3 separate regions of the Homo sapiens genome follow, and all the other regions are linked to region 2. Evidence: chromatin contacts called from ENCODE Hi-C or POLR2A ChIA-PET data. All regions are on one chromosome and are shown on one strand. Each heading gives the region's core, a stretch centred on a gene start or an enhancer-like site at or near the end of the contact. The rest is flanking DNA. Distances are from core to core; before and after follow the strand shown. Region 1 has its middle 97 kb from the start of LINC02998. Region 2 holds the start of CDC20B (cell division cycle 20B). Region 3 has its middle 85 kb from the start of IL6ST-DT.

Region 1 (4,570 bases), core at 910-3,409, 530 kb after region 2:
CGGCCGGTCCCATCCGCCGCCCAAGGGCTGAGAAATGCGGGCCCACGGCACTGGACTGGCAGGCAGCTCCATCTGCTGCCTGGTGCATGACCCGCTGGGTGAAGCCAGCTGGGCTCCCGAGTCTAGCGGGAACTTGGAGAATCTTTATGTCTAGCTAAGGGATTGTGAATACACCAATCAGCACTCTATCTAGCTCAAGGTTTGTAAATGCACCAATCAGCACTCACTTTTGTGTCTGGCTCAGGGATTGTAAATGAACCAATCAGCACCCTGTCAAAACGGACCAATCGGCTCTCTGTAAAACAGACCAATCAGCTCTCTGTAAAGTGGACCAATCAGCAGGATGTGGGTGGGGCCAGATAAGAGACCAAACGCAGGCTGCCCGAGCCAGCAGTGACAACCCGTCACCTTCCATACTGTGGAAGCTTTGTTCTTTCGCTCTGCAATAAATTTTGCTGGTGCTCACTCTTTGGGTCCACATTCCCCTTATGAGCTGTAACACTCACAGGGAAGGTCTGCAGCTTCACTCCTGAAGCCAGCGAGACCATGAACCCACCCGGAGGAATGAACAACTCCAGACTCTCCGACTTAAGAGCTGTAACACTCACCGGGAAGGTCTGCAGCTTCACTCCTGAGCTTGCGAGACCAGGAATCCACCAGAAGGAAGAAACTCTGAACACATCCGAATATCAGAAGGAACAAACTCTGGACACGACGCCTTTAAGAACTGTAACATGTAATCCCAGCACTTTGGGAGGCCAAGGCGGGTGGATCACGAGGTCAGGATATCGAGACCATCCTGGCTAACACGGTAAAACCCTGTCTCTACTAAAAATACAAAAAATTAGCTGGGCACGGTGGCGGGGGCCTGTAATCTCAGCTACTTGGGAGGCTGAGGCAGGAGAATGGCATGAACCCAGGAGGCGGAGCTTGCAGTGAGCCGAGATAGGGCCACTGCAGTCCGGCCTGGTCTAAAGAGCGAGACTCCGTCTTTTTTTTTTTTTTTTTAAAAAAACTGTAATACTCTTCGCGAGGGTCCGTGGTTTCATTTTTGAAGTCAGTGAGACCAAGAACCCACCAATTCCGCACACACCAGCATTCCTTCGGGTTCCTAAATAATAAACTGGGAACCATTCACCCTTGACATCTCCATCTCCTTAATCTTCCAGAATCCGGTCAGTCTCCAAGTTCTGCAGATCCTACTCCTTTCACTTCTCTCAAATCTGTTCTCAACTCTTCATCCCTGTTGCCCGTTGAAGTTTCAAGCCTTCATTTTTCTGGTCTATTGCAATGATCTGCTACTTAGCCTTCCCCTGTTTTCAACCCCTGCTGTTCAATTTGCTGTCATGAAGACAAGTAAATATCACTCATTTTCTGGGAATCTCCTCAATATTGCCCCCACAGCCTTCAGGATGATGACTTTGATTCTTGGATTGGAATACAGGGTTCTCTACGATCATGCCTCTGCCTACCTCCCCTTCCTCTCATGCCCCATTCACTACCAACTTCAACTGCTTATAGTTCCCAAACCATGCCAGGCTATGTAATATCTCTTTGCCTTTGCTCCACAGTCCTCTTTCCAGAATGCTCTGTTCTTTCCTCTCCTCTAGGTGAACACCTCTATACTTTTCAAAACTGAGATCAAGCATCACTCGTTAAAGAAAACTCTCCTGGGTCAGGTGTGGTGGTTCATGCCTATAATTCCAGCACTTTGGGAGGCCAAGGCGGAAAGATTGCTTGATGAGATGAGACAGAGATTTGAATTTATAGCCCAGTAAGGGCAATACGATCTTTTTCCTGCGTTTTAACTGTTGCACTCGGCATAGTACTCGGCATGTATTTGGCACTTAGTAAATGATTATTGAATAAATACAGATGTAAATGATGGTCTAATTCAGAACACTATATTGTTAAATATCCTGAATATATTTATTTAAGGCGTAGTTTGCAAACAAGCCATGTATTAGAACATCAGAATTTCACATGTGACAAAGCACGATCTGGTTCAGTGAGCCAAGTTGGTAATCTCCAGCCGATGACGAATTGCTCTTGAGACACTTGTTACAGGCAGCCTCAGGAAGAGGCACAGGCCATTTATACCGCTTCGAGCCGCCAGTCCCAGCTCTCTTGGAGAAAGGCAGCACAGCTGGGAGGGCTCACAACAGGAGGCCTGTTGAAAACAAGTCGTGGTTTCACCCTGTGTTTTGATTTCTGTTCAGGGAAGGGCACTTCCTCTTGCATTTGTAGGAGCCAAGTAACACATTCTGGGTGGAGGGAACTATGGTAGAAAGCCTAGTGTTGGACACATGAAAAGGTGGCAGCATCTTAGAACTGGCTAAACACATATCTTGGCATAAGAACTTGGGTGGCAGGCAACCAAGATTTGGGGAGTGCTTTTCCTGCATCATTTTCTGCTGGGATTGCAATATGAGGGAGGCCTTGTTGATGGGTGTAGTTTGTTATGGTTGGCAATACCTTCTGGTTAGTAGTGGTTGAGTGCTTGCTAACTTGTGAATTCTTCAGAAGAGAGTAGAATATAAAAAGCCTTCAAGCCTCTCCTGTCTCCCCCGCAATGCGGCTAACGCAGGGCAACCGGCAGCAGTGAGCTGTGGATCCAGGCACTGGCTAGAGAAGTTGACAGACCACGAACACGGGGCAAGCTGAGTCTTTCTGTTTCACTTCCGGCATGTTTTTCACCCACAGGGATATTTTGGTCTGTTTCAAAGAAGAGGAAATCAGCCCCTAGCAGAGTGTTTCAGAAAAGCAGCAGAAGAAAAGAAAAAAGATTAAAGCCATATCTCTTGGGGAGAGAGATAAAAATCTGGATTTTGTTTGAAACAATGTTTCCATTTCCAACACCTCAGGTCCATAAAAAGTAGGAGAAAAAAAGTCTTCTTGGGGTTTCAGCATGCACAGTGCATTTATTCTCTCTCTCATTTCTTAATTTGTCAGTTTCTTTCGCCAAGTACCAAATCCAGTAAATGTTCTTTAAATGGAAAGAAAAAAGCAATAATGAATGCCAGAAAAGTTTCCCAACCAGCCGGCCAAACCACAAGTATCCAAAAATGTGATTTCATTTTTAATAATACAGAAAACTGAGGAATATCAAGTAGAAATATAAAGAGAGGAAAAACATTGACTTATTCTAAACACCAATAAAAAGGATTTCCAACTTCAGAATGTTTGTAGAAGACATGAAGAGAAATAGCTAGTCAATGAAGGAATTCAGAACCCGGTGTTCACAAAATTAAGAAGATACTAGTGATCAATGAACTCTAAACACTCATATGGGTTTGCCTTCTCTGAATCCTTTGAAATTCACTCTCTATTCGGTGTCCAAATTTCCTGTATATGTAAAATGGAGCCAAGGAGCCCACATTGTGAACAGAGAAAGTAAAGATCGTGTAGGATGAAGACATTCGTGTTGTAACCTGTGTCTTTTATGCCAACTCTTAGAATTTAAGGAGCAGCTGGGGAGGCCAGCAGGCTGACTTAAGCCCACAAAGGATGGCCTCTGATCCCTGAAACTGGGGGAAGAAGCAAGATAATTCTTAACTACTCAGGTGACATCTCTTCCAAGAAGTTTTCTCTAACTTACTCCCTAGCCCAGGAGGGAAGGCTTAGACCCCTCATCTGTTTTCCCGGAACACCTGGGCATAGCTCTTATTGCATCCAAACGGTTCTTATAATGCAATGCAACACAATACACAGTATCTATATGTCTCCCTTGTTAGACCATGGAGTCTAGAGCAGGGATATCTTTACTTCTCTGGTGCCAGGTATAGTGGCTGGAACATCAATTACCTAATTGACATGAATGCTTTCTTTCTTTGTATCCAAATAACTCAGGGCATTTTAGTTGTTTTATCCTATGGTTATATCATTCTTACCATGTTTTAGTACCGGCAAATAGAATTCATTATTTCCCAGGATATATCAGTTAATAATTTCATAAACAGAGAAACTAACTACATCTGGAGCAGTGCTTCCCAAACTTTACTGTGCATGCAAATCACCTGTGGATCTTGCTACAAAGCCGATCGTCACTCATTTGGCCTGGGAAGGGGCCTGAGAAGCTGCCTTTCTAACAAGCTCCCAAGTGCTGCCAATGCTCTTGGTCCATAAAGTAAGAGTGGCTTGAGCCAGATAGAGTTTAATTTTGTTTCCTGAAAGTTAAGTCCAGAGATTAGCAGTCCAGAGCTTGTTTGGCAGTTCTGCCACATCATCATCAGCCCAGGCTCTTCTATCTTTCTGCTTTACTATCCTAGGTTCTGTTTACCCCAAGGTCTCCCCTTGTCCCAAGATAGCAGCTGCTACTCTAGCCATCACACCTATATTGTAGTCAGTAGAGAGGAGGACACACCAGGGCAAATGGCTGACAGCTGGGTCAGCCCCTTCTAAAGGAGTTGTCAGGAGGAGCCCATCTGACAACTTTCACTCCTATCTCACTGGCCAAAATGTAGTCACCTATCTAAAGGAAGGCTTGAAATGTGATTTTCCTGTTGGGAATATGTTGCTGATTACAACGAATTGAGTTTCTCTTAGGAAGAGGGGGAATGAATGCTGGGTA
Region 2 (4,153 bases), core at 1,535-4,034:
TCCACCTCCCCTCGCTCCTGTCGCCTTTCTTTCCTCAAAATCCTTCTTATTGGCCTTTGTCCAGGAGTCTTCCTCACAGCCTTTCTCATTGTCACATCCTCCCTGCAAAACCCATTCTCAAAGAGGAAACATTTGAAAGATAGTAAAGCTACTCTTAGGCGCATAAATATTTGAATTGGACATTGTTCCTAAACCATATTTGATAAAAATTAAGATAATATGTTTACAGGATGTTTCTGTTTTCCCCAAACAGTCTTACCAAAGTGCTTTTTAATAGAATGACCACATGATGTTAAATATTTTTCATTTTGAAATAATTTCAGGCTTAGAAAAAAGTTACAAAAATGGTACAAATAATTCCATTATATCCTTCACTCAGCGTTCACAAATCTTAACATTTTATATAGCTATAGTACAATAATCATAACTAGGAAATCAGCATTACTACTACTCTATTAACTAATCTGCAGATATGGATCAATTCAAATTTCTACAGTTATCTAACCAATATCTTCTTTTTTGTGGTCCAGGATTCAATCCAGGACCTCGCAATGCATTTGGTTGGCATGTCTTGTTTCTTTTAATCTGTGACAGTTTCTTACTCTTTCTTTATTGATGACTATGATACTTTTGAAAAGTACTGGCCAATTTTGTGGAAAGTCTTTTAATTTGGGTTTGTCTAGTATTTTCTCACTATTAAGGTTATGCATTTTGTGGGGCAAAAATATCACAGAAGTGATGTGTCCTTCTCATGAGGCACAGTATGTCAACATGTCTCACTAATGGTGATGTTAACTTTGATCACTTGGTTAAGGTGGTCTCTGCCAGTTTTGGCCAGTGAAAAGTTGTGATTTTATTTTTTGTGTTTAATTATAGGGGGAAGTATTCTCATCATATGCAAGGTAATTTTAGTATTCTTGACAGTTATTACTGTAATATTTGCCAAGTGGCGAGTTTCTGTTTCCATCATTCTGAAGTTAAGTTTTAATCTGAATATTCAACTGCATAATTACTTCCTAAAGATATTTGACTAATACTTTCTCTACTTCACACTAGGGGAAAAAAAGACATTTGGAGGCTGTGTATATGTATGCTGTGGAATTAATGGCTATAATGGAATTTATAAATGTATTTTTACAGATAATTGCATTCTAAATGAATGATTCACTATTCTTAGTACTTGTAAGAAATTGGATTCTAAAAATCCCAATTTACATGGATTTATGAGCTTATTAGTTGAATTGCTTTTATTCTGTGTTTATACAAAATGGTTAAATGTAAACTATATTTAAAAATAGAACAAAGATAATATGTCCTTCATATTATTTCCAATATACTTTGAGTTTTAGTTGGCATTTGCAAAACTGATCATTTAAATTAACAATGCATCTGACTCTCATCCAATAATAGTTTACTTTTATTTAGTCTTAATGTTTGCTGAAAGATTTACTGGAATTTGGAATGAGTACTCCACTGCAAGGAAAATAGACTTCTTGTGGGTGAAACTTAGAGATCTTTTAATCCACTAGTTATTTGACTATCAAACATTTTGATATATGTCATTTGAAGATTAAGTTACCCTATGCAGCATTATTATTGTACATAGAAAACTGGTCTAAGATTGGGTCTTAGTTCTAATGCCATTTTTTCTTGCTTTCAGTATGAAGGAAAGCAGGGGAGTGAGTTTTAGGTTTTTTTTTTTTTTTTTTTTTGGATCACTGACCCTTTTGAGTATCTGCTATCTATGAACTGTTTCCCCAGAAAAACACACAAACTCACATTGCCTTAGAGCAAAATACAATCCAATGTCAAAAATGGTTGGGGGGTTAGCAAGGGAGGGACAAACAGGCTGCCAGGCTGTCAGAGGCTTCCCAGATGCAGTGTCCCCTCCTGCCATATGGCACAACTCGGCTCTCTTGGCAGCTCAGATGGGCAGCTAAGGCTGCACAGCCCATCTGGTTCCCTGTCATTTCCCGCCAGACCTCTTCCTCAACCCTCAATATCTTCCTCTCCCCCTTTATCACGGAGTCCCCAGTGTGCTCAGCTTTCTGGCCCCCTCTTCACGCCTTATGAGGTCCTGCCTGTCACTGGTTCTTTCACTACCTCTTCACCTCTCTCACCTACCCCCTGCTAAGGAACAGGGCTCAGAAGCCCGAGTGAGAGGACCTGACTACTCCCAATGTATAGAGCAGGGAATAATTTATTGCATAAATATGTCAACGCTCTCCCTTTTGATCGGCATAGAAATCTTGCCACGTTTTCTTGCCTTCTGAAAACGAAGAGCTGACGAACACGCCTCACATCTATAGCTGACACAGCGATTACCAACGGACAGAGGCCGGAGAGCTGTGCACGCTCGGATCCTGCAAAGGCAGGGTGTGGTTGGAGAAAGAGAAGTGGGTGCAGAGGAACAGGGATCAGGGCCGTTATAAGGAAACATTCTTGTTTCTGAAAATGGAAAGATCGTGAACTCCCAGAACCCGCTTCTTCGCCCGCCAACCCCTCCGCCTCCTGCCGCGGTGGCAGCCCCCGGCGCCAGGCCCAGCCGCAGGCCCGCCACGGCTCGCGGCAAAGCTTGGCGCCCGGGTGCGCGCCTCGGCCGGAGGCGGTGGCGGGGCGGGGCCCAGAGAGGGCCGGCAGGGGCGGGGCCGCGGCGCGCGCCGGGGAATCCCACCCGGGCTCTGACGACACCGCGGCGCCGGCCAATAAGAAGCCGGCGAGGGGGATTCCCGCGCCGACTGCCGCCCCGCCGGCTTTTTAAATGGTACCCTGGGGAACACCTTGCAGCGGCGGTGGGAGGAGTGGGGGACCTGGAGGGAGGTGGTGAAATAGAATGGTCCTGGGGGACGGGACTCCAGGGGTTTGACGATTAGGCGTCAAGACTGACTTAGACCTGGGAAGAAAACCAGAGGCAGTCGAGCAGAGAGGCCAAACGCCAGGCAGGGCGAAGTCAGCCGGAGATGGAGTGGAAACTGGAGCGCACCGCGCCTCGGAGGGTCCGCACGGAAGAGGAGATGCTGTGGGTGAGTAACACCCTTTTCTGCATTCTCCCTAACTCTCTAATGCGGGGCCGAAGGCCCCGTTCATAATATCTGTTTAGGACCAAGAGGTGGTACGAAACTCTAAGCCCTGGTCGTAAATTTGAGTGATGTAATTTAGTTATATTCTGAAGGTGCCTAGTTGCCAAAAAAAAAAAAAAAAAAAAAAAAAAGTGTAATCTGACAAGCACAAGATCTAGAAAAATTCCACACCTGAAATTATGATTTTCCTAAATAGTTTCTCCCTCAATATGTTATCTGTGTTTTCAAAGGAAAGTATCATGCGTGTGCTCTCCAAAGACTTGAAGCAGAAGAGAAGTCAAGATTCCGCCAACGTGAGTCCAGGGCTTGTTCTTGTTCTCTGTTTTAATTCTGATCTTGAACAAACGAATTCTTGGTAAATAATGTATTTGTAGGAAGTTTGAGCTGGTCTGAAAATATGAGAATTTTAGTATCTTATTACATACTAAAAAAAATTTCTTTATGAAACTGAAGATCCCAGACAAATAATGCAATCGTTTGCATCTGAATCGTACTTTCTAGTTTCTGCCTCCACAGCAAAGGATAAAGCTGGGATGTGTCAGGTAGGCAGTGTATTGCTAGCGGCTGTTAATGATTTTAACAGTTGCTAGTTGCACTCCTCTCTGTTGCATTCAGAAGCACGCCCCCCAAAGAAATGGAAATGGTGCCATCTTGTGGACAATGTGGAGAAGTGGCATAAACCATGGTTCTTAACGTGAGCAATTTAAAGTTGATCCAATGTAGTACCTGTTCTCCTTGAAAGACCAAACCCAAAGGTCTTTAGTGTCTCCTGTAATCAGTGTAAAAGGAAACAAATTTAAATGGTTTTATAAACGTGTTTCATAAAGAGCCTTCATCTGCTTTAAATCTCTGTCACCATTTACCATGCTTCTCTCTAGGCTCAATAGTTCATCTTCCTTTGACCTGTACGCAGAGATTCTAGTTCCAAATCCACCACCATTTTAATAGATTTTTCTAGATCTTATATAAATTTTGCAACTAGGCACTGTGGCTCATGCCTGTAATCCCGGCACTTTGGGATGCTGAGGCAGGAGGATCACTTGAGGCCAAGACTTCAAGACCAGCCTGGACAA
Region 3 (4,403 bases), core at 1,648-4,147, 910 kb before region 2:
TTCTACAATGAACATATTAACAGAAAAATAGCCCACAAAGGATTCTAAGAAGTGTGGTGAAAAGATAGATGTCACCAAACCAAGGAAGACAGTTTCTTTTTTTTTTTTTTTTATTGACAGGGCCTCACTCTGTCACCCAGGCTGGAGTGCAGTGGCACAATCACGGCTCACTGCAGCCTCGGCCTCCCAGGCTCAGGTGATCCTCCCACCTCAGCCTTCTGAGTAGCTGGGACTATAGGCGCATGCCACCATGTCTGGCTAATTTTTTTCAGTTTGTTTTTTAGTAGAGATGGGGTTTTGCCATGTTGCCCAAGCTGGTCTTGAACTCCTGAACTCAAGCAATCCACCCACCTCAACCTCCCCAAGTGTTGGGATTGCAGGCATGAGCCACTCACCCAGCTAGAAGACACTTTCAAGAAGGCCATGGTCACTGGTATCAGCTACTTAGAGCTCAAGTCAGATAATGCTGGGAAAACAGCCTAAAATTGAGCAACAAGGTTGTTAGTGATCTTGGCTGGACCAGTGTCAGAGGAACATTGGGGCAGCAGCCAGATTTCAAGGAGAGTTTCAGGGTGGAGGGTAAGGAAGTGGTGGTGAGTGTGGACACCTGTTTCAATAAACTTAACTGTAACCAAAACAAGTCAGATAAAGAAGTGAATTAAAGGGGTGGGGAAGCTAGGAAGGGTAAGATTTTAAGGATAGAAGACACTTGGGCTTGTTTAAATGCTGATGGCAATGAATCAGCAGCAAGTGAAGCATCAAGAGAGAAAAGGAACTTGCAATGCAGCAATGTCAATGAGGCTGCAAGAGAGATTTAGAGCCTCAGAATTGGCTTTGTCAATGAGATGTCTCTTTCACTATGATGGAGGAGAAGGAGGAAATGATGAATTCCTCTGCAGGTAAGTTTGTGGCAAGAATTTGAGTGAGTTCCTGTCTAGTGGCTTCTAATTTTCTCTTATAAAGTAAAAGAAAAATTCCCCTGATTTAAAAAAAAAAGATATATGTGCCAACTTTACAATCACAAATTATCCCTGATTGTGGTTTCACTTAGGAGTAAAAACAAAACTTGTCATTTAATTGTTCTCTTTCCGTTCTTCAATAGGTAGGTGTTAACACCCAGCCATCAGCTGTGGTCCCAGGTGGTGTCTTAGCCAAGGTCCAGTGAGCAGTGTGGGAACCACACTGCTACTGCTGAATTCCTAGTGCCACCTGGATCACAGGTTTGATTGCTGTATGCTCAGTGAGCCTTCATTCATTGAAACATTGGGGAAGGACAGTGAGAGGAGGGTTTTCTGAAGCTCAAGGAGATCTGGTGGCCCTGGGACAGGATTATTGAAGTGAGTGCTGACCTCAGAGAAGCAGAGGCAAAGGAAAAGGGGAAAAGAACCTAAAGGTCGAAGTCCAGAGAGGGCCAGTGCAGTCTACTCTCAGATTCCCTTAGTCAATTTCCTGAAGCCTACACTGCAGGTTATCCAGAACCTGAAGATGCTAACTAGTTGCCTTGCTCTTTTCACTTAAAAAAAAAAAAAAAAAAGTGTAAGTTCTGTCTTTCATTGTCATTCTCAGCAATCTGCTTTCAAAACTAACCATATAATAAAGTGGTGGCCAAGCTATTTGCCAAAATGCCCCAACCACCAGATCTTTTTTTTTTTTTTTTTTTGAGGCGGAGTTTCGCTCTTGTTGCCTTGGCTGGAGTGCAATGGCGAAGTCTCAGCTCACTGCAACCTCAGCCTTCAGGGGTTCAAGTGATTCTCCTGCCTCAGCCTCCTGAGTAGCTGGGATTACAGGCGCCCGCCACCACGCCCAGATAAGTTTGTAATTTTAGTAGAGACAGGGTATCACCATGTTAGGCTGGTCTCAAACTCCTGCCCTCAGGTGATCCACCCGCCTCCGCCTCCCAAAGTGCTGGGATTACAGGCACGAGCCACCACGCACAGCCCCCAACCACCAGATCTTAAGGAGTAAACAGAGAAACTTCTCCTACTCCTGGCCTTCTGCCCCTACTCTGGGGATCAGGTTTTTGTGTCTCGCAAGGAGGGGGTGCCTTGGGTTCCCTCACCCCCTCCTATACTCACACACATATGGACACACACCCTCCCTAAGCTGCTGCAAAAAGGACAGGCTCAGACCCACCTTACTCAACGTTCTAGAGAAAAAGATTGCCTAAGCTTCCATAGTGACTCTTTCAAAATCAAATATAACGCTCTGATTTTGCCAGCCACTGAAATAAAAGTAGGAAAATAAAGTGGAGTGTGGGGGACAAAAAGGGGAGCCTTGCAGGGAGAGAAAGGAAAAACAAGAAACAGAATTAAGAGGAAGAGCCAGAAAATGAAAAGGTTTAACTGATCCATAAATTGAGAATTTAGTTAAAAGTATAAAGTTCTCTCTTCTCCACTCTTAATTGCCTGTGAAACATTTTACCACGTTCAGGAAGAATAAAATGTGATCTACTCCACCTATAGAAACATAGCTGTTGGAGAGTTTTTCCTTGTAAAAATAAATACACACAAATAGAAATCCAGGCCAAGCGCAGTGGTGCATGCCTGTAATCCCAGCACTTGGAAGGGTGAGGTGGGCGGATCACTTGAGGCCAGGAGATCGAGACCAGCCTGGCCAACATGGTGAAATCCCATCTCCACTAAAAATACAAAAATTAGCTGCACGTGGTGGTGCACACCTGTGATCCCAGCTACTAGGGAGGCTGAGGTAAGGGAATCGCTTGAACCTGGGAGGTGGAGGTTGCAGTGAGCCAAGATTGAGCCACTACACTTTAGCCTGGGAGACAGAGCAAGACTCTGTCTCAAAAAAAGTGAAATCCAGTGAGCCAAAGTAAACAGCTAGACACTCATGTCAAGCTGGAGGCAACTGTCCTTTTAGGGTTTCCAGCCCACACCCCTGATGGCGTAACTCCACTCCTCTTTGTGTTGGAATATTCATGTTTTCTTGCTGACTTTAGCCCAAGTCCTCTGATCTAAACACACAGCTATCTGAACCTTCCCCTTCTCCATTCTCTCCCTGCCCCAGCCTCCCACCCCCTCCCTAACCTATGAAATGAAAAGTAGATCCCTGCTTTTCCTGGCTGATTTCCTGGGGCACCTCAGGCAAGACAATTCTCTATTGACCTTGCGGCAGGGACTACAGCCCCAAACTTACATTTCTCAAGCAAATCAATGGAAACTTCTTTTTTTTTTTTTTTTTACTGGCAGGAGCAGCCACTGGTGCGAAGCATCTGCCTGGAGATCATCAGTCCCAGGGGCAATAGGGTAGGGGTGGTGCTGCTGAATCTAACGTCACTTGGAAAACAGGTTATTTTTCTGGGATGAATTTAAGAGATGTATTGAGTTAGAAGGGGAGGATTTTAACTTCATTTTGAAAAATGGTGGCTCCTGTTTGCTGCTACCCATAATGAAGCCCCGGAGCCCCAAGTTCAAAGGCTTTGACAGCAACTTAAGTGAAGGACCCTGGGGCTTCCTGAGGTTGTTGCTGGCAGCTGTAGGGAGAGCTGTCCAGGCCCTGCTTTATTGGAAAGCTCACACCAGCTGACTGCAAAGCCAGGAAATGGACCTCCAAGCAAAAGATGAGAGAGCATGGGATAGAGGAGCCTTTAGCCTTGGGTTTCAATGCCCTGGGGATTTGCTCCTGGATGATGGGAGCAAAGAGGAGGATAGAAATGGAGGGTTCTTAAGCACTCGGGAGACTGAGGCAGGAGAATTGCTTGAACTCAGGAGGCGAAGGTTGTGGTGAGCCGAGATCGCACCATTGCACTCCAGCCTGGGCAACAAGAGCGAAACTCCATCTCAAAAAAGAAAAAGAAAGAAAGAAAGAAATGGAGGGTTCCTAGAGTGGAGGAGACTCCCACGGTGGTGGCTATGATGTTTCCTTAAGTCAGCTCTACCTTAGGAGTCTGGTGAAGTTTAAATAGCACCATGAAAATGGGACTTTCAAAAGTACTGGCCTGATTTCTTCAATGAGTCAATAACATAGCATGGAGGAAAAGGGGAAGAAAAACTAGAGTCAAAACAATTAAATGCAATGTGTTGCCCCTGAGAAGATTCTGGTTTGAATAAACCAGTTATAAAAGACTTTCTGAGGGCAGTTGATATTTAGGAACTTTTTTTTTTTTTTTTTTTTTTGAGACAGGGTCTCGCTCTGTCGCTCAAGCTGGAGTGCAGTGGCACGATCATGGCTCACTGCAACTTCTGCCTCCCAGGTTCAAGTGATTCTCCTGCCTCAGCCACCAGAGTAGCTGGGACTACAGGCACGCGCCACAATGCCAGGCTAATTTTTGTATTTTTAAAGACAGGGTTTCACTGTTGTCCAGGTTAGTCTCGAACTCCTGAGCTCAAGTGATCCGCCTGCATTGGCCTCCCAAAGTGCTGGGATTACAGGCATGAGCCACTGCA

What was found. A loop is a pair of places that touch in the nucleus more often than their neighbours do. ChIA-PET counts read pairs that join two places held with the same protein, here RNA polymerase II (POLR2A). Pooled maps may share reads with other maps.
Region 1: a loop to region 2 is called in a pooled map, with 3 times the contacts of the local background. The contact joins the enhancer-like site here to the promoter of CDC20B in region 2. A Hi-C loop is called at or near these places in 1 of 168 maps with a recorded cell type or tissue (MCF 10A) and 5 of 50 pooled maps.
Region 3: a pooled map shows a loop between it and region 2 (4-fold over the local background). The contact joins the enhancer-like site here to the promoter of CDC20B in region 2. A Hi-C loop is called at or near these places in 1 of 37 single-sample maps with no recorded cell type and 3 of 50 pooled maps. POLR2A ChIA-PET finds 5 or more read pairs at or near these places in 1 of 52 experiments (OCI-LY7).

The regions. Positions count from the first base shown.
Region 1 is chr5:54,644,485-54,649,054 of GRCh38, reverse strand. It overlaps a transcript of SNX18 not described here. Among named protein-coding and RNA genes, the nearest start is that of LINC02998, 97 kb to the left of the region's middle. Within about 2 kb of position 2,159, at least 32 of the 41 ENCODE cell types and tissues checked have a DNase peak (open chromatin) inside an H3K27ac peak, as active enhancers do.
Region 2 is chr5:55,171,808-55,175,960 of GRCh38, reverse strand. CDC20B (cell division cycle 20B) reads left to right here and starts at 2,784. Exons shown (of 12, transcript NM_001170402.1): 1 at 2,784-3,023; 2 at 3,311-3,373. The coding sequence starts at 2,961. MIR449C (microRNA 449c) reads left to right here and starts at 3,608; the gene lies at 3,608-3,699. RefSeq lists silencers at 2,349-2,678, 2,766-3,060.
Region 3 is chr5:56,077,574-56,081,976 of GRCh38, reverse strand. No RefSeq gene overlaps it. Among named protein-coding and RNA genes, the nearest start is that of IL6ST-DT, 85 kb to the right of the region's middle. RefSeq lists enhancers at 1,611-2,375, 3,685-3,764. Within about 2 kb of position 2,897, at least 6 of the 41 ENCODE cell types and tissues checked have a DNase peak (open chromatin) inside an H3K27ac peak, as active enhancers do.